2 separate regions of the Homo sapiens genome follow, and region 1 is linked to region 2. A link is an interaction called in ENCODE POLR2A ChIA-PET data of the cell type or tissue named here. Cell type or tissue: GM12878. All regions are shown on one strand. Each heading gives the region's core, and the rest is flanking DNA. Links, peaks and the distances in the headings are about the cores only. Region 1 holds the start of LINC03108 (long intergenic non-protein coding RNA 3108). Region 2 has its middle 15 kb from the start of LINC01354.

Region 1 (9,009 bases), core at 701-8,700, 470 kb after region 2:
TTTAGGTGTCAGCAGCGATGTCTGTTCAGACGGCACACTAGTGACAGATCCTTGGAAAACTCCATGCTCTAGAAGAAAAAGCCAATCCTGACTTTTCACTTCGGAATGTCTCAGCTCCCCACCTGACCCTCTCCTATCGTATCATTGGCTAAATAGACAAAGGGACCACAAGAAAACTACCTCCTCCTTCAACTGCCTCCTCCATCAGTCTAGCGCCTGCCTAGGTGGAGCCCCTGAGAACTATGCTGCTCCCCCAAATGCAACTCCCACAAAGGAGGGAGCTCTTGAGGCAGGCACAGATCCAGGATTTGCCTCGGCTCTCTATGTCACTAGCCTCTCTCAGCTGAAACCACAGGAAGGCCTCAGGTCAGAAGGCTTACCCAATGTGAAGCAAGGTCATAGGGTCCAGCTGAGCCCCCTCACTCATCCAAAGGGGTCAAGGGAGGGCCAGCGGCTACAAGGGGTCAGAGCCTCAGGTTTGACTCCAAGTTCAAAGAATCTAGCTAAAGCCACACTGTGCCCCCTGGCACCACCCTCAGAAACAGATCCAATCCTGAGTCAGAGAGGAAGCAGACACTCACTGAATCACGCATCCACTTCCTCCTACCCACAGCCGCTCAGCCAAGACCAGCAGCCGCTTCCAAGGGACAAATTAGTGACTGACACTCGGAAAAGTTGATGCTGTAAAGGAGAGCAAGCAGGGCGCCACGCACGCGGTGTGAACCACCAGGACCGAGTTTACTGTGGCTCCCCACCCCCTGCATTTTTCAGAGTAAAACTGCACATTTTGTAACAGCCCCTATCCTGTCCTGCACTGACCTTGGCTGTGTTATTTTTCACTTCCCTGTTCAGAACACAGCCACACTTTCCAAATGCCATGAATCATCACCACCGAGCAACGGCCATTTAGCAAGGCAGGAAACCACTGCGCACCAGGCCTGGAAGGAGTAGCTCCCTGCAGTGGGCCTCTCCCACCCTGGCTGTTCGTCGTGGCAAGAGTCCACCACGGAGGCTGGCAGGGCAGAGTTGCCACCCCATGTTCTCAGTTTCTCCACCATCGTCCCTGGGGGCTTCCAGTTCCCCCTTGCACTAGGTCACAGGCAGCGTTAGCCATCTTCTGACTTTCCCGAAGCCTCTCTTGGTTGCATTGGCTGAAATGAAGCTGTCACCTTCCAATCTCGGAAGGGAGAGAAATTCTTGGTGACATTGGCTGAAGTGAAGCTGTCATCTTCCTATCCCAGAAAGGAAAGAAATGGGGAGACCCATTCGAGACCAAGGGAGGCCAGGCGCCATGGCTCACGCCTGTAATCCCAGCACTTACGGAGGCCGAGGCAGGCAGATCGCTTGAGTCCAGGAGTTCGAGACCAGCCTGGGCAACATGGTGAAACCCCGTCTCTACTAAAAATACAAAAATTACCCAGGCTTGGTGGTACATGCCTTTAGTCCCATTTACTTGTGGGGCCGAAGCAAGAAGATCCCTTGAGCCAGGGAGGTCAGGTAGATTAGATCAGGTGGATCTTGCACAGACATCAACAAGACATGGGACGTGCATTCTGCCTGCAAGTGGCCTTGCAGTTATAGGCAAATGTCATCCTGTCATCCTTTATGACCAGAGCCATGCAGGCTTCTAGATGCCATTCAACCAGTTCCTGAAAGTAGTCACCGGTGAGTCCATAAATCAATCAATCAACAAAATATTATTACCCTCAAATGGTTATCAAACTGTTCTGTGCTAGGCACCTGGCACCATGGCTCTCTGAATAACATATGTCTGCCTTCATGCCAGCCTTAGTTCCTCATGTAGTAATGATATCCTCATATGAAGTCATTATTTTTGCCTCTATTTAACCATAAACAGTACCATTCAAAAGTAAAATGATCTAGGAAAGGCAAATCAATACAACAATAAAACATCAGTTTTAACCTATCAGATTGGCCAAAACTTTAAATATTGTCAATGGCTAGTGTTGGCCAGAGAGTGTGGAAATGGGAACTCTCCTTATTATTGGTAGATGTTTAGTGTTATACATTTTCTGGGAGAAATTTGACCCTGTACATTAAAATTATTCATGAGTACTCTTTGTCTTCTTAATTTTAAAACTAGGAATTTATTCTCAGTTGAGCCACCAGAAAAAAATTGCACAGATAGTCATCACAGTGTGGCAAATAAATCTAAAAAATAAATAAAGCTGAAACAACCTAGAAGTGATTGAGTCAGTGACTTATAGTATGTTTAATCATATGCTATGCAACCATTAAACATAATGTTGGAAATCTACATCCAAAGCCATAGGAAGATATTCACATGGATCATTCTGATAGATAAAAAGTAGGAGCTGATACAACATTTGCAGCCCATTTATGTAAAAATGTTGTTGTGAGGGCGTATTCATAAAAGAGACACCTGGAGGCTTATCAAATCGTTGACAGTGGTCACCTCTGCAGAGTGGGATTTGGGGATGATTTTTACTTTCCTCACATTTTCTGTATGTCTTAAAATTGCCTACAATACATATGAAGCATACTTACAGTCAGAAAATATACACACATTGGCCTGGCGTGGTGGCTCACGCCTGTAATCTCAGCACTTTGGGAGGCCGAGGTGGGTGGATCACCTGAGGTCAGGAGTTCGAAACCAGCCTGACCAATATGGTAAAAACCCGTCTTTACTAAAAATACAAAAATTAGCCCAGCGCAGTGGCATGCACCTGTAATCCCAGCTACTCGGGAGGCTGAGGCAGGAAAATCGCTTGAACTAGGGAGGCGGAGGTTGCAGTGGGCCGAGATCATGCCACTGCACTCCAGCCTGGGCAACAGAGCAAGACTCTGTCTCAAAAAAAAAAAAAAAATTTAAAAAGAGAGAAAATATACACACATTTCTTTTCATTTTAAAACCAAATGCAACACAAATCTAAAAGCTGTTTGCCTAACAGATCATATCTGTGCAAGATAAGTTTTACATGTTCTCTTTCTGATGGAAGATGTTTCTGCGGACATTCCACCAGAAGGTCGTGGGTCCTAAGCTGTTTTTCCAGAGCTCTGATAGGCTGAACTGAATTATGTTCACACTCTCTTACGCAGCCCCTGTGTGGCAACCTGATGGATCAGGATGGCTGACCAGGGGTGGAGGGGTAGAGACAGGGACATGGCAGAGTTTTCTCCAACAGGTGCCAAGTATCCAGTGTGGTAATCAAATCCCAGCTTGGAATTAACTAAATTAACTACCACAGACCTCTCTGGGTGGCCAAGCAAATTCAGACGTTTTGAAAATATATAACTCACAACCTCTCTCTCTCCTCAGCTCCAGAAATAAATTCCAGACCCTTGGAGATCACAAAAACCTAAAGCCAGAAAGATCCGTAGGCAGTCATGTATTTTGGACTCCTCGTTTGACGTTTGAGGGAACCAAGGCTCAGAGAAGTGAAGTGACTTACTCAAGGTCACACAGCATAAGGGTGGCAGACACAAGAGAGCTTGTGTCTCTTCATCTGTAATCCAAGGTTGCTTTTGCTATAATGCATCTAGCACCAGTACAGTGGGCAGGGGTGGGTGTTAGTGTGGAAGATGTCCTTCATACCATCATAAACGGTTCCTGTGAGGGGTCCAGAATATACTATGATGGCCTCTGGCCCTGTAGAAGAGTCTAGTTAGAGTTACATGTGAGCATTCTTAACCAGAAAGTCATGTATTTTTCTGAAAGGGGATAGAGAGAGAGCTTTCACTATATTTCAAAGGGGTCCCATCACACAAGGAAAACTAAAAATGGATGAACTAAAGCATGGGTTAGCAGATGTTTTCTATCAAGCTCCATCGAGTAAATATTTTGGGCTTTGCAGGCCGCATGGTCTCTCTCCCAGCTACTCAACTCTGCCCTTGTACTGTGAAAGCAGCCATTGATCAAATGTGAACAAACGGGCATGGTTGTGTTCCAATAAAGCTTTATTTACAAAAACAAGCTGTGGGCCAGATTTCGCCCAGGTTTGCCAACCCCAAAACCTAAGGATCCGATCAACTTCCTTTCTATTACATTAGATGCTGCTTGCCCCTGCTCTCGGGTGAACTGAATGACATCCATATTCCTGGCAATGGATCCAGCACTTAGCCAGGGACCACCAAGGAAGTGGAGAGGCACATAAAAGGCATTCGTTTCACTTTTTCATTAAACAACAACTTCTTTGAATTCCTAATTGGAAACTTTCACACAAGAATCGAGGTTGCTGCAACTCATTTCCTGCTGCCCTGCTTGCAGTGTATTTTCAGCAAAATAATTGTTGAGTGTGGAGGCTGACATTTGACCTCTGGTGGCTGCCAGCAACATACTTTGCTGACTCATTTGCATATATGGTGTTCGAAACACACTGGCACATTCTTCCCTTTTCGCATGAAGCCCAGACGTCCTTGATTAACTGGAGACTAAAATAAGATCTCAAGGTGGAGCGAGGCTAGGAGGGAACTGGAGATTTTTTTCTCCTGTTGTGGCCAAGGAGCACTTTTTTTTTTTTTTTTTTGAGACTGAGTCTCACTCTGTCGCCCAGGCTGGAGTGCAGTGGCGCGATCTCGGCTCACTGCAGCCTCCGTCTCTCGGGTTCAAGCGATTCTCCCACCTCAACCTCCCGAGTAGTGGGGACTGCAGGCGCGTGCCACCACACCCGGCTAATATTTTATTTTTAGTAGAGACGGGGAGTACAGTGGCACGATCTTGGCTCACTGCAACCTCCACCTCCTGGGTTCAAGCGATTCTTCTGCCTCAACCTCCCGAGTAGCCAGGACTACAGGCACGTGCCACCACACCCATCTAATTTTTCATTTTTAGTAGAGACAGGGTTTCACCATGTTGGCCAGGCTGGTCCTGAACTGCTGACCTAAGGTGATCCGCCTGCCTGGGATTACAGGTGTGAGCCACCACGCCCAGCCCAGGGAGCACTTTAATGCAAGTTGAGAAGTACTCAGCACCTCCTCTGTTACCGGGTCAGGCCTTGCAATGTGTACAAAGCACCGGGCCTGGGATCCAGGACATTGGTCCTCTGCATTTGTCAGATCCCATTTGTCCTGGTGTCCCCTGGGAGACATGTCACTCTCCTGCTCCACAGACCCTCACCCACCTACAACCCTTGGGCCTTGCCCCTTCCAAATTCTGGTACCAAAAGGACTGGGTCAGTTGGTTCTAAAAGTGAGAGGCAGGTGAAAAAAAAGTTTTTCCATTTGTGCAATGATAGTTGTGAATACTCTCTGACCCTATGCAGCAGAAATCCCATCTGTGGATAATAGCTTTGGGGTGCAAATGCCTTCTCTGGGCTGTTTTAGACCCCATTCCATGCTTTGGCATTAGGACATACACAAACACACTTCTCTAAGGGACACAAGAGGTAACAAAGCCCTCCTTCCAAGAGGACAGTGGAGGAGGGAGAGACCAGGCTGGCGTCAGGCCAGCAAGGAGCCGGTATTGAGTCCTCCACTCTGTCTCCCACCTGGGTGTCCCAGTCCCTGGACAAGCTGGCTCCTGCGGGAGGCCCCCATTTCACATCTCAAGCGGCTTCCAGAGGATTCAATGAGCTATTTTTTTCCTTTTTCTCTTGTTATATAAAAATTATAGGAGGCCATTGTTTTGAACCAAGCTCCCACACTAGGCCCCAACAGACCAGACTAAAAATCAACATGGGCCAGGCACAGTGGCTCACACCTGTAATCTCAGCACTTTGGGAGTCTGAGGCAGGCGAATCCTTGAGCCCAGGAGTTTGAGACCAGCCTGGCCAACATGGTAAAACCCCATGTCTAGAAAAAATAACAAAAATTAGCAAGGTGTGGTGGTGTGCACCTGTAGTCTCAGCTACTCGGGAGGCCAAGGCAGGAGGATCACCTGAGCCTGGGAGGTCAAGGTTGCAGTGAGCAGAGATCATACCACTGCAACCCAGCCTGGGCACCAGAGTGAAACCCTGTCTCAAAAAAAAAAAAAAAAAAAAAAATCGGCCGGGCGCGGTTTTTACAGGCTCAAGCCTGTAATCCCAGCACTTTGGGAGGCCGAGGCGGGTGGATCACGAGGTCAGGAGATCGAGACCATCCTGGCTAACACGGTGAAATCCCGTCTCTACTAAAAATACAAAAAAATTAGCCGGGCGTGGTGGCGGGCGCCTGTAGTCCCAGCTACTCGGGAGGCTGAGGCAGGAGAATGGCGTGAACCCGGGAGGCGGAGCTTGCAGTGAGCCAAGATCGTGCCATTACACAACAGCCTGGGTGACAGAGCGAGACTCCGTCTCAAAAAAAAAAAAAAAAATCAAACTGGAGTCACCCACGCTAAAGTTCCATACCACCAAACCAAAACAAGGTTGTTATCTGACCTTCTGAGAATGGAGAGAGAGAACAGCCAATCTCCCAAAAGGCCCGTTTAAATCTTCAATCAGAATGATAATGAAGTTCTTTCTGCTTTAATCCTACCACAAAAAAAGGTAGCATGAAGTCACCCAAGGTTAACTAACGAGTTATTTTTCTATTGTTCTATCTCCCTGTGCCCTCCTTACAAGAACAAGTAACATTGAAAAGTAACTAATACAATCTTTGTTCCCTGTTTCTGTTTTCTTCAGTCCTTCTCTGTCTACAAAGCCAACCTCTTCAGCTCAGCTCAGGGAACACTTATTCCATTGTGTGGAATGAAGTGTTGTTCGATGCCAGAATCACAAATCAAGACAATCAAGGTCTTTAAGCTAAATTTTTTGTCATTCTGGTTTTTGACACTCTTTTCTACCGGGACCTGTTTCCCAGCTTTCTCATGGAAAATCCCTGAGCCGGCCACTTCCTGTTTTTGTTTTGCTTTTCTACCCCATTGGTGTACCCTTTGACCTTTTGTCCCTTGTCATGATCCTCCATCTCAAACTGGGAAACCACGCATAGATCAAATCCCCAGCCCCAAGCAGCTAGCTCTGTGCCGCGTGTACTAAACAAATCCTTTCTCCGAGGGGTCCTCTGAGTTGCTTCCTTACCTACAAATGGGATGCTGAGAAGACTTAGGCATTTGTTTTGGGCTCTGCTGGGCTCCCTACCCTGTGTCGTGATGCCCCCAGCAAAGCCCTAGGCAGGGGTGGATGCCGGGGTGCAGGATCTCTACATGCAAACTTTAGTAACAATCATTGCTGAGTTCTGAAACTTCTTGATCCACTTTTATTTGGAGCTAGAGGTTCTCTTCTGCTTTGTTTTGACAACTAGACTGGCTAGACTATGGCCTGGTGACGCCTGTTCTTTTTCCTTCTTTTCTCCTGTTTTGTCCCCTGCCTCTGGGCCCGGCATTCCTGGCATATTTGGAAAGAGTAGGAGCTGGCCTGAGGCCACTTTTCCGAGTATCTTCTCAGCCCTGCAGTCCCGTTTCCAACACACAGTCTCTTTGCTTTTGTTTATTCTGCGTTTCACACTCCCAGTCAGGAGCCAGTCCCACAGGCAGGCCCAGAGATCAGACTGCACAGGCGAGAGGGCTGGAAACTCCAGGGTCCTCACCGCCTCTGCAGGTGGAACATGCAAACCGGTCAGACAAAGGAGGGGTTAACCTTGTACCCATCTTATGGGGAATTTCCCCAAATACATCTGGCACCTACGAAGTGAAAGGGAAAAAAGAACCCCACACAGTAAGCCCCACTGCCTTTGAGGATTTACTGCCTGGAGCATGGTCCACTGCAACCTCATTAAGGGCCCAAAGTTAAGCACTATTTTCCCTTGGTCTCTGTCTCCCCGGCTGACCTTCGCTAGCACACTTTACCCCTCCAGCCTCAACTTTCCTCTCTCTGGAGGCGCCTAAAGAGGCTTACAGAGCAAGGCGCTTCCAGCCAGGGCTCAATCGGGTGGTACCTGGGGTGACCTCATTTTCTGTCAGGCCCAGCTAGGCCTGTCTTACATCTTACCTGGAGGAAAGGTCAACACAATTCATAGCAGAGGAAAACCTGAAGTTTACTCTAGTCTCTAAATTGTTTTCAAGTTCCCATGGGGGAAAGAGATTGATTCATTTTGTTAATAAGCAAAGGTCTTATTTTTCCACCTTTAGTCGTATAAACGTCAAGGGGGAAAAAAAGGCTTTGTATTCAATCAAAAGACAGTTCCAGCATTTTAAAAAAGTCAAGTGGAGATGAAACAGATGATCTTCCAGGAAAAAAAAAAATAGTCTTAACTCCCAAATTATAACACCTTAAATTATCTCATGTTTAATTCTAGCAACAAAGACCTCAGTGTTTGCCTGTGTTAAAGAATAGTTAAAAGCATAGAGTGTTAGGAGCTACAGCCAAGATTCTTCCAGGTTTCTTGTGCCCTGCAATGAATCAAACCACTGGCCCAGAAAGGCCTTTAAATGGAGCCATAATATCAAATTCAGAGTTTCATAGCAGTGTGACTCAGTAATAGCCAAAAGATCAGCAGATGCATGGATAAACCAAACGTGGTAAATCCACACCGTGGAATATTATACAGCATTAAAAAGGAAGGACATTCTGGCACTTGCTATAACATGGATGAACCCTGAAGGCATGATACTAAGTGAAATAAGCTGGTCACAAAAGGACAAATACTGCATGATCACAAGTATTTGAGGTTCCTAGAGTTATTTCTGTTTTGCAAAATGAAAAAGTTCTAGAGACGGGGGTAGTAATGGTTGTACAACAACATGAATGTGCATAACACTACCGAACTGTATACTTAGAAATGGTTAAGATGGTATATTTTATGTTGTCTATATTTTACCACAGCTTTTTAAACATTTAATTAAATGTTTTAAAGTTTCCGAGTCGCGAATAAAGAATCTTGAGTGACTAAGCCTTCTCCTTCTCTGTACATGCAGAGCCGTGTATATACAGCTCTTTTCTGAGAACCATTGATTGTGCCTTTAATTTAGAGTCAATGCAGAGTCACAAATGCACCCGCCCACTTTTCTGCTTCAGAACTTAGCCTAAGCTACCACATCCTCCATTGTAAGGGAGAGAAAGGGCAGTTCTTTGCCCTGTTTGACTAATGGAAAAACCAGAGGTCATGGAGGTTAAG
Region 2 (9,009 bases), core at 352-8,351:
CCTGGTTTATTTTTCTTAATGTCCTCCAGTTGCATCCACGTTACTGCAAATAACAGGATTTCATTCCTTTTTATGTCTAAATAATATTCCATGGTGTATGTATACTACATTTCCTTTATTCATCCTTTGAGGGACACTTAAGTTGATTCTATATTTTGGTTATTGTGCATAGTACTTCAATAAATATGGAAATGCAGATATCTCTTCGATATATTGATTTCCTTTCTTTTAAATATATTCCCAGCAACACGATTGCTGGATCATATGGTAGTTCTATTTTTAGGTTTTTGAGGAACCTCCAAACTGTTTTCTATTGTGGCTGTACTAATTTACATTCCCACCAATAGCATACGAGGGTTCCCCTTTCTCCTTATCTTTGCCAGCGTTTGTTAGTTTTCTCTTTTTGATAATAGCCATTCTCACTGAAGCTGAGATGGTGCCTTGTGAAAGGCCAATTTCAAATTACTATATTCTCAGATGTATCTTCATCTGACTCCCCAGCGGCCCCCTGCCCTGCAGGTATTTGCTGTCTCCTGAATATTCAAATGGACAGTCCCTCCCTCAGACTCCACCCAACGGGAGGCCTGGGCTGACTGTCCGGAGGGTGGTGCTTCCCCTTCCTTCCCAGGGCCAAAAACCAAACAAAACCCTGGTAGACATGTGATAGAATAATCATAAATACATAAAATTAGCCATGTAAATTGTGAAACATTAAGTTTCAGTTCCACAGACTGTGAAAATAGCAAAGTTTCCAACAAGGTCGAAAAAGTTAATAAGCACTGGGAGAGATGAACAGAATACCCCCGTGTCCCAGGTGAGAAGAAACCCTGGGCAGGGATGGATCTGACTCATCTGGAGCAGCCCAGAGCCCCCGCAAAGCCGGCCACCCCAACACCTAGCATTGCCTGGAAGAAAATGAGAAACTCCACGTGCCCCAAAGCACCCCCCGGGGTGCTCCCCTCCCTACCAAGTGGTTAAAGACAAAAAAAAAATCACTAAAATGTACATGTATCATTAAATGCACATAAAATGCACCTATATAAGAAGAGGAGGCTGGGTGCAGTGGCCCACACCTGTTATCTCAGCATTTTGGGAGGCTGAGGCAGGCGGATCACCTGAGGTCAGGAGTTTGAGACCAGCCTGGCCAACATGGTAAAGCTCCGTCTCTACTAAAAATCCAAAAAAAACTTAGCTGGGCGTGGTGGCGTGTGCCTGTTATCCCAGCTACTCGGGAGGCTGAGGCAGGAGAATCACTTGAACCTGGGAAGCAGAGATTGCAATGAGCCGAGGTCGTGCCACTGCACTCCAGCCTGGGTGACAGAGCAAGACTCCATCTCCAAAAAAAAAAAAAAGGAGGACTCTATGAGCCTCAAGAAATGCAACTAGGGGCCGGGCGCGGTGGCTCACGCCTGTAATCCCAGCATTTTGGGAGGCCGAGGCGGGTGGATCACGAGGTCAGGAGATTGAGACCATCCTGGCTAACACGGTGAAACCCCGTCTCTACTAAAAATACGAAAAAAAAAAAAAATTAGCTGGGCGTGGTGGCAGGCGCCTGTAGTCCCAGCTACTCGGGAGGCTGAGGCAGGAGAATGGCGTGAATGGGGAGGCGGAGCTTGCAGTGAGCCGAGATCGCGCCACTGCACTCCAGCCTGTGTGACAGAGTGAGACTCCGTATCAAAAAAAAAAAAAAAAAAAAAAAGAAATGCAACTAGTCCTTCTTTCAGCTGCACAAATGGTTCCTTGCTCTCATTCCATGTTTCTCAAACTGGAATACATGTTCAAAGAGGCAGATCCTGAAAGGGACGGGGGCAGAGGAGGGGCGATGGGGATCTAAAAGTACTCCCAGCCAGGGGCAAACTTAGCACATTTCCTGGAGCTTTAGAGTTACTTGTTGTTTAGCTTCTCCACTTTTTTAAAAAAACAACATTTTTATATGAAAACAAATTGGACTAGTATGGAATGAAATGCAAACTTTCCATGAACTTTTAAAATCTAACATCAGTTTTCAAAGAAATCTCTCACCTCTGGCCAGAGAGGTGTATTTATGTCTTCTGGTCTCAGGGTTCCTAGGTGGAAGTTGGAAGATCACTGAATTTGTTTTCATCTCAGAAGATGCAGAGTCTCATCTTGCTGGAATGAGGTTCCCTAGGTGCTGGGGGGTGGGTCAGGGGGTACAGATCAGGGTCAAGCTGAGGATGGCCCAGTGGCAACCCAGAGCTCCCCACTGAGAAGGTGGGCCTCCTCCATGTGGCCTGTGGGTCTTAGCTCTTGGGCTACGGGGAGCAGACCCATGAAAGGCTGGGAGGTGAGCTCCTAGGTAGAGGTGGAGGAGAGATGGAGACAGGAGAGAGGGAGGGTAGCACTGGAGGGGACAGTATAGACAGGGAGCCCTCAGTGACCTCAACAAGAAATCTGTGAACAGTTCTGTTCAAACCCAACCAAGGGATGCTTCAGAATCACAGAGTGTAGGCACCGAAGGGAACTAGAAATATTCTAGTGCAAACCCCTCATTTTACAGTTGGGAAAACTGAGGTTCAAAGCATTCGGCTGACTTGCAGGAGGTCACAAACCTGATTAGTGCCAGAGTTTTATTTTTAATATTAACAAGATTAACAGGATTCTTTGTTGTTGTTGTTGTTGTTGTTGTTTGAGACAGAGTCTTGCTCTGTTGCCCAGGCTTGAGTGCAGTGGCACCATCTCGGCTCACTGCAACCTCCGCCTCCTGGGTTCAAGTGATTCCCCTGCCTCAGCCTCCAGAGCAGCTGGGACTACAGGAGTACGCCACCACACCCAGCCAATTTTTGCATTTTTAGTAGAGACGGGGTTTCACCATGTTGGCAAGACTGGTCTCGAACTCCTGACCTCAGGTGATCCACCTGCCTTGGCCGCCCAAAGTGCTGGGATTACAGGCGTGAGCCACCGGAACCCGGCCAAGATTATCAGGATTCTAAAATCAACTTGCAATGTATACCAGTCTGACAGTTGAGTCAGAAAACATTATCCTGCTGAAATAAAACACATATGAAAAGATAATTGCAGAAAGGAACAAAAGTAGTTTAAAAGCAAAATTATTAAAACCACAGTAAGAAAAAAGAAGGGTTGCTAATCAGATCAGCATTTTCGCCCAACGAGCAACCGAGTTTGTTGTCCCCAGATTAGTTTGTAGGGTTCAAAGCTATTGGATGTAGTGTGAGCTCTAAGAGTTTTTTCACCAAGCAGGATTGAGGACTCCCGGCATTGTCTCTGAAAACATTTTCACGCCATTTTATGTAAAAACAAAACAAAAATACCTTATGCCACTTGACTTTGCAGTGCCTGACTTATTTACCTAGAAGCTAGAAACTTCACCTCATTACAAAGATGCGAGTCAGAGCTACAAAATGCAAAACCAGTGTGAGGAACAAGGGATCCTGGAGAGGCAGCTTTAGCAGTTGGGCAGGGCCTCTTGCAGGAGGTCACCCTGAAGATTTTCCATGGTGTTTTTATGGTAAGGAGGACTGGGAATTGTTGCTCCATAAATATATGTGCTGTGTTCTAACAAAAACCAGCTTTGCAGTGGTTCTAAGGCTGCCTCTGTCTCTGTCAAAAATCCTCAAATGGCAAAAACTAGGTGCTCAGTTTGACTGAACCATGAGAAAAATAAAAGTTCCCATTCAGAAACTGCCTGCTAATTATTCCGGGGACATTCTTCCTGTCAATCTTTTATTAATTATCCAGGGGAAGTGATTCTGTAAAGCAACACACAGTGAAATGATTCATCTGACATAACTTCCTTCATTTTGCATCCAATTGAAACAGTTCCAGAAGCCTCAACTAGCAATAAAGTTGGGAGAAAACTAAACTGAATGCCCTCCAAAAACACAGCCATGTTCTCAGCTGCATTCCACAGCAGAAGCATGGGCTTAGGCAAAAACAATAGGTAAGGACGACATACCTTCCATTTCCCCAGGTGTTTATAATGAATAATGGATTCAACGAAAAAATTCCAATAAATGACTGAATACATTTCCATAACTAATGACTCAAGTGATGAGTAAGAACACTGCAGAGTCTCAAGTATATATTTAAAACACTATAAATTCTAAAAGTTTAAATTATACATTTAAAAATATTATATAGAAAACTTTAAAAATAAAATTTACTGTAATGTTATCACACAATTATACAATTATTATCAATTCATGTTATGTTACTATAATCTATACTTACACTTATGTTATCTTACTATTTCTTTTTCTTTTCTTTTTTTTTCTTTTTTCTTTTTTTTTTTTTTTTTTTTGAGCTGCTGTCTTGCTCTGTCTCCTAGGCTAGAGTTCAGTGGTGCAATCTCTTCTCACTGCAACCTCTACCTCCTGGGTTCCAGCAACTCTCCTGCCTCAGCTTCCCGAGTAGCTGGGATTACAAGTGCCCACCACCACGACGAACTAATTTTTGTATTTTTAGTAGAACTGAGGTTTCAACATGTTGGCCAGGCTGGTCTCAAACTCCTGACCTTAAGTGATCTGCTGGCCTTGACCTCCCAAAGTGCTGGGATTACAGGCATGAGCCACTGCGCCCAGCTTTCTTTTTATCTTTAAAAAATTGTTTATTTTTATTAAAAATGTATATATGTAAAGTATACAATGTGATGTTTTTGTTTCTGTTTTTGAGACCGAGTCTTGCTCTGTCGCCCAGGCTGGAGTGCAGTGGCGCAATCTCAGCCCACTGCAGCCTCTACCTCCTGGGTTCAAGCGATTCTCCTGCCTCAGCCTCCTGAGTAGCTGGGATTACAGGCGCACACCACCATGCCCAGCTAATTTTTGTATTTTTAGTAGAGGCGGGGTCTCACCATGTTTGGTCAGGCTGGTCTCGAACTCCTGATGTGATCCACCCACCTCGGCCTCCCAAAGTGCTGGGATTACAGGTGTGAGCCACCGCGCCTGGCAGCAATGTGATGTTTTAATACACGTATACATTGAGGACTGTTTACTACAGCCAGCCTAATACTTTTCTCCTTGTCTGTCTCACTTTCTTTCCTTAAAGGTACATATACACTTATATGCACTTATATGCACCTATATGCACCTATACACTTCTCTTTTTCTGATTTACGTCAGATGAATGACTGTGTAGCAGAGATCAAGGGTAACAAAAGTATTCCTTTAAATGCACAGACTGAATTCAAGGAAAAGACGTGCTTAGGAAGCTGTGCCTACACACGACAAAACTGAAAATATACTACCCCTTAACCACAGACAGTTGCTGAGTGCACTGAGTTTCAGAAGCCTTTAAAAAAGATTTCATCAGTCAGTCAAAGGCATGGATTTTAAATGCAATTACTGTGCATAATTAGCCGTTTCATCTTCAGTGTCAGTGAATTTGGAATTTAATCTCTGATTGCACAAAATAGAATACTAAGTAGCTTACTCAATAGAAGGGCTGGTTTCGTTGTTTGTTGGTGGCCAGATAATGTGGCCAAATCCCTTACAGCAGCCATCGGACAAAGGTTGAAGAGAAACGAATGGAGACAAGGCACTGACTCTTATTAGATGTGTAGGTGTCTTTAAAGACACAGTTCACAAGTCATCTCCTGGAAAATTCTGTCCTCCCCTAGCCCATGCCGGTGGAGCTGGTTACCCCCACCTCACATATGTCATTTAACACGTGCTGCACCACAGCAATCCAACTGTCTCCATGTCTACTTTCCTTACAAGATTATGAGTTCCTTGAGGGCAGGGACTTTTATACTTCGTGTTTTTACACAGAGCATATTGCCTGGCCCACCACAGCATTCAATAGATAAATGAATGAGTCAATGAATGAGCCACCAATTGAAATCAACTAGAGGCCAGATTTACAAAAATAAGTAGTTTATAAATAGTTGTTCTCTACATCCCTAAAGAAAAAAATGAACTATCTGGGCTGGGTGCAGTGGCTCACGACTGTAATCCCAGCACTTTGGGAGGCCGAGGCAGGCAGATCATGAGGTCAGGAGATCGAGACTATCCTGGCCAACATGGTGAAACCCTGTCTCTACCAAAAATACAAAAATTAGCTGGGCATGGTGGCGCGTGCCTGTAATCCCAGCTACTCCAGAGGCTGAGGCAGGAGAATTGCTTGAACCAGGAAGTGGGAGGTTGCAGTGGGCCGAGATTGCGCCACTGCACTCCAGCCTGGTGACAGAGACTCCGTCTCAAAAAAAAAAGAAAAACGAAAAAAAAGAAAGAAAAAATGAACTATCTAAATTATGTTAGCTTCTCAGTCCTCTTCTAAGGACTCAATTCTCAGCCGCAGTCCCCACCTTCAAGTCACCAATAAGTGATTTGAAAACAACACTTTAAAATGTATGAATAAAAATAGGCCATCAAGTTCAAGTGATGCTTCATGGATTGACCTTAATTCTGTTTCGGTCTATGACCTATCTGTGAAATTTATTTTTAGCTATTCCTGGAATATAAATTTCCTAAAGGCAAGAACTGTGTCTGTGCCATTCACTGCCATATCCTCAGCTCCCTGAACAATACCTAAACTACAGAAGTTGCTCAATAAATACATCTGGAGTGAATTCACGTGTGTGGCAGCCAGTGGGATAGAAGTTTGCTATTAAAAAATTATGAGCTACTTTCTTGTCTCCTGGGAAAATGTTTGATAAATCAACCATGAAAAGAACATACATATCAGAGGCATAAAAAGATTGATGGTTTTATTGTAATGATTTTTATACTCCAAAGAATAAAAGAAACCCCAAAAACCTGTATGGAACTCACTGCAGGAAAATTTTCCCTCAAAATATGTCCCAAGTATTCCCAAATAAAGTCTTTCTCTTGGCACCAGAGGAAACGCAGAGATGAGCATTGTGGCAGATCCCTAGCTCGCTCTGGGAGTCAGCTGGCCAAATCTAAAATTGGTTTGTTGAGTCAGAGGCAGGAGAGGAAAGTTGCCCCCGATAGTAGAGAAATTGGGTTAGCAGCAGAAATGGCACCTCCCAGCCCCCTCCCAGCTGAACTAAATGTATACTACCGCACGCAGAATGGACGTGTGTCACGCAGTTGTGATACGTGATTGTACATCCCTGCAGCCACCGCGGGAGTGAGGAGAATGGAAAAAGACAAAGACCCCACTGTGGTTTCTAAAAACTAGGATTTCCATAGGTGACATGAGAGATTCGTAATTCCCACATGAAGCTATTTGCCAAATGACTGATTCCAAAGCCTGAGAGAGAAAGGTTGGGTTCCCAAATCAGCACACTGTTTTCGTGATGGCAACAGAAACACTGGGAAACATGAAGGAGGATGTTCCAGTTTTTCTTGTGTCCAGGCCCTCAGCCCCAGACCCTTGAGGGAAGCAAAAGCTCTGGTTAGTGAACTGGTGTATGGGATCCTCAGTGAGGGCCAGGGAGGCTGTGCGACCACCCCAGTGAAGAATCCCGGGGAGCTAGAACAAGCGTAATGTTACAGTAGGTAGCTAGTCAAGTGTGACAAGGCAGGCGAGGGCCCCACAGACATACACCAGGAGTGTGGCGCGACCATCAGGTGATGGGCAGGTGGCTGTTAACCATTTCTCTAAAGTAATAATGAGTCACAGCTGGTGCCAGGGAAAGGCTGTCTCCTAATAGATAGCAAACGCCTGAAACTGATCACCAGCTTCACAGTAAGATCCCGGAAGTATGCCCTCGCATAAAACCTAAAGTCAAGAGGCAAGCTGAGCACTTGGTTTCTCAACTCACCCGCTTGGTCTTCTTCCAATTTGTGCTTTTTGGTTTTTTTTGAGATAGAGTCTCACTCTGTCGCCAAGGATGGAGTGCAGTGGTGTCATCTCGGCTCCCTGCAACCTCCGCCTCCCAGGTTCAAGCGATTCTCCTGCCTCAGCCTCCCAAGCACCACCGGCGCCCCCCGCCACACTTGGCTAATTTTTGTATTTTTAGTAGAGACGGGGTTTCTCCATGTTGACCAGGCTGGTGTCAAACTCCTGACCCCAGGTGATCCGCCCGCCTAGCCTCCCAAAGTGCCAGGATTACAGGCGTGAGCCACCCCGCCCAGCCCCTTTTTTTCTTTCCTTTCTTTCCTTTCCTTACTCTTCTAAAGCTTTTTAATAAACTTTCCCTCCTGCTCTGAAACTTGCCTCGGCCTCTCCTTCTACTTCATGTTCCTCAGTCGAATTCTTTCTTCTGAGAAAGCAAGTACTGAAGTTGCTGGAAACCCGTAGGGATCCGCCACAGGTACCTTGCAATAACTCGGGTACCTGCCACCAGTAACAGCAGCACAGACCTAGCACTTGCCAGCGCATATACCTCATGCCCATTATCACTCACCCTGTGTGTGCTTTTCTGTAGGTAGGTGTGTGAGTGTACTTGTGCATGCATGCACGTGTGTGCATGTGTCTATGTACGTGTATGGGTGTGCCTGTATGTGTGTGCGCGCACGTTTTTAAGCACGTGTCTATGCATGTGTATGAGTGTGCTTGTACGTGTGTGTGCACACATGCATATATGTGAGCACCTGTGTGTATAAGCGTGTGTATGTTTGGCAGTGTGACATGCGGTGAGGGAGGACGATTTCGAGGGAGGAGAGTTGAGGCCTAATTCCCAACGGTTATTTGCTCTTCAGTCTGAGACAAGTCCCTGAGCCTGAGGATTTGTTTTTCATCTATAAAAATGTGATGGTAAGAAACACTACATTGGCTACCCTGCAGAGATTATTAAAGCCCTGCCTAAATGGCAATGTACCGTGAATACGCTAACCATTATTAACTTTGTGCTTCTTTTTTCTCTTTTGCCACAGCTACCTCTGATCGTTAGACTGCGTGTTAGAACCAAATGCCCAGAGCTAGGGTTGTAAGCCACTAAAAATAGACTTGTGGGCTCCCTGGCAAGGGTGGGCTGGCTGTAACCCTCACATGGGATTGAGGTTGCTATGCAGCTTTGTCAGGGGCTAGGTAGTTTGTGTTGTTTCCACCAAGCTGTCCGCCCTGTCTGCGGCTTCTCTTGTTGTTCACCAAGCTGATATATTGATTGCTCATGGCTTCCCACCT

The links. ChIA-PET counts read pairs that join two places held together with the same protein. Peaks named below come from ENCODE experiments on the same cell type or tissue, not always from the same donor. Only the 100,000 strongest peaks of a DNase experiment are listed, where the experiment ranks them.
Region 1: POLR2A ChIA-PET joins it to region 2 with 10 read pairs; 10 of 35 experiments call an interaction of 5 or more read pairs at or near these places.

The regions. Positions count from the first base shown.
Region 1 is chr1:234,980,276-234,989,284 of GRCh38, forward strand. It overlaps LINC03108 (long intergenic non-protein coding RNA 3108), which reads right to left and starts at 501. Exons shown (of 2, transcript NR_186308.1): 1 at 381-501; 2 at 1-68. RefSeq lists enhancers at 6,185-6,724, 6,687-6,981, 6,725-7,264, 7,265-7,804. In GM12878, for the core only: no CTCF peak of the experiment used is centred there; DNase peaks (open chromatin) are centred at 866, 4,306 and 7,570; H3K4me3 peaks cover 394 bases; H3K27ac peaks cover 6,165 bases.
Region 2 is chr1:234,512,176-234,521,184 of GRCh38, forward strand. No RefSeq gene overlaps it. Among named protein-coding and RNA genes, the nearest start is that of LINC01354, 15 kb to the right of the region's middle. In GM12878, for the core only: no CTCF peak of the experiment used is centred there; no DNase peak of the experiment used is centred there.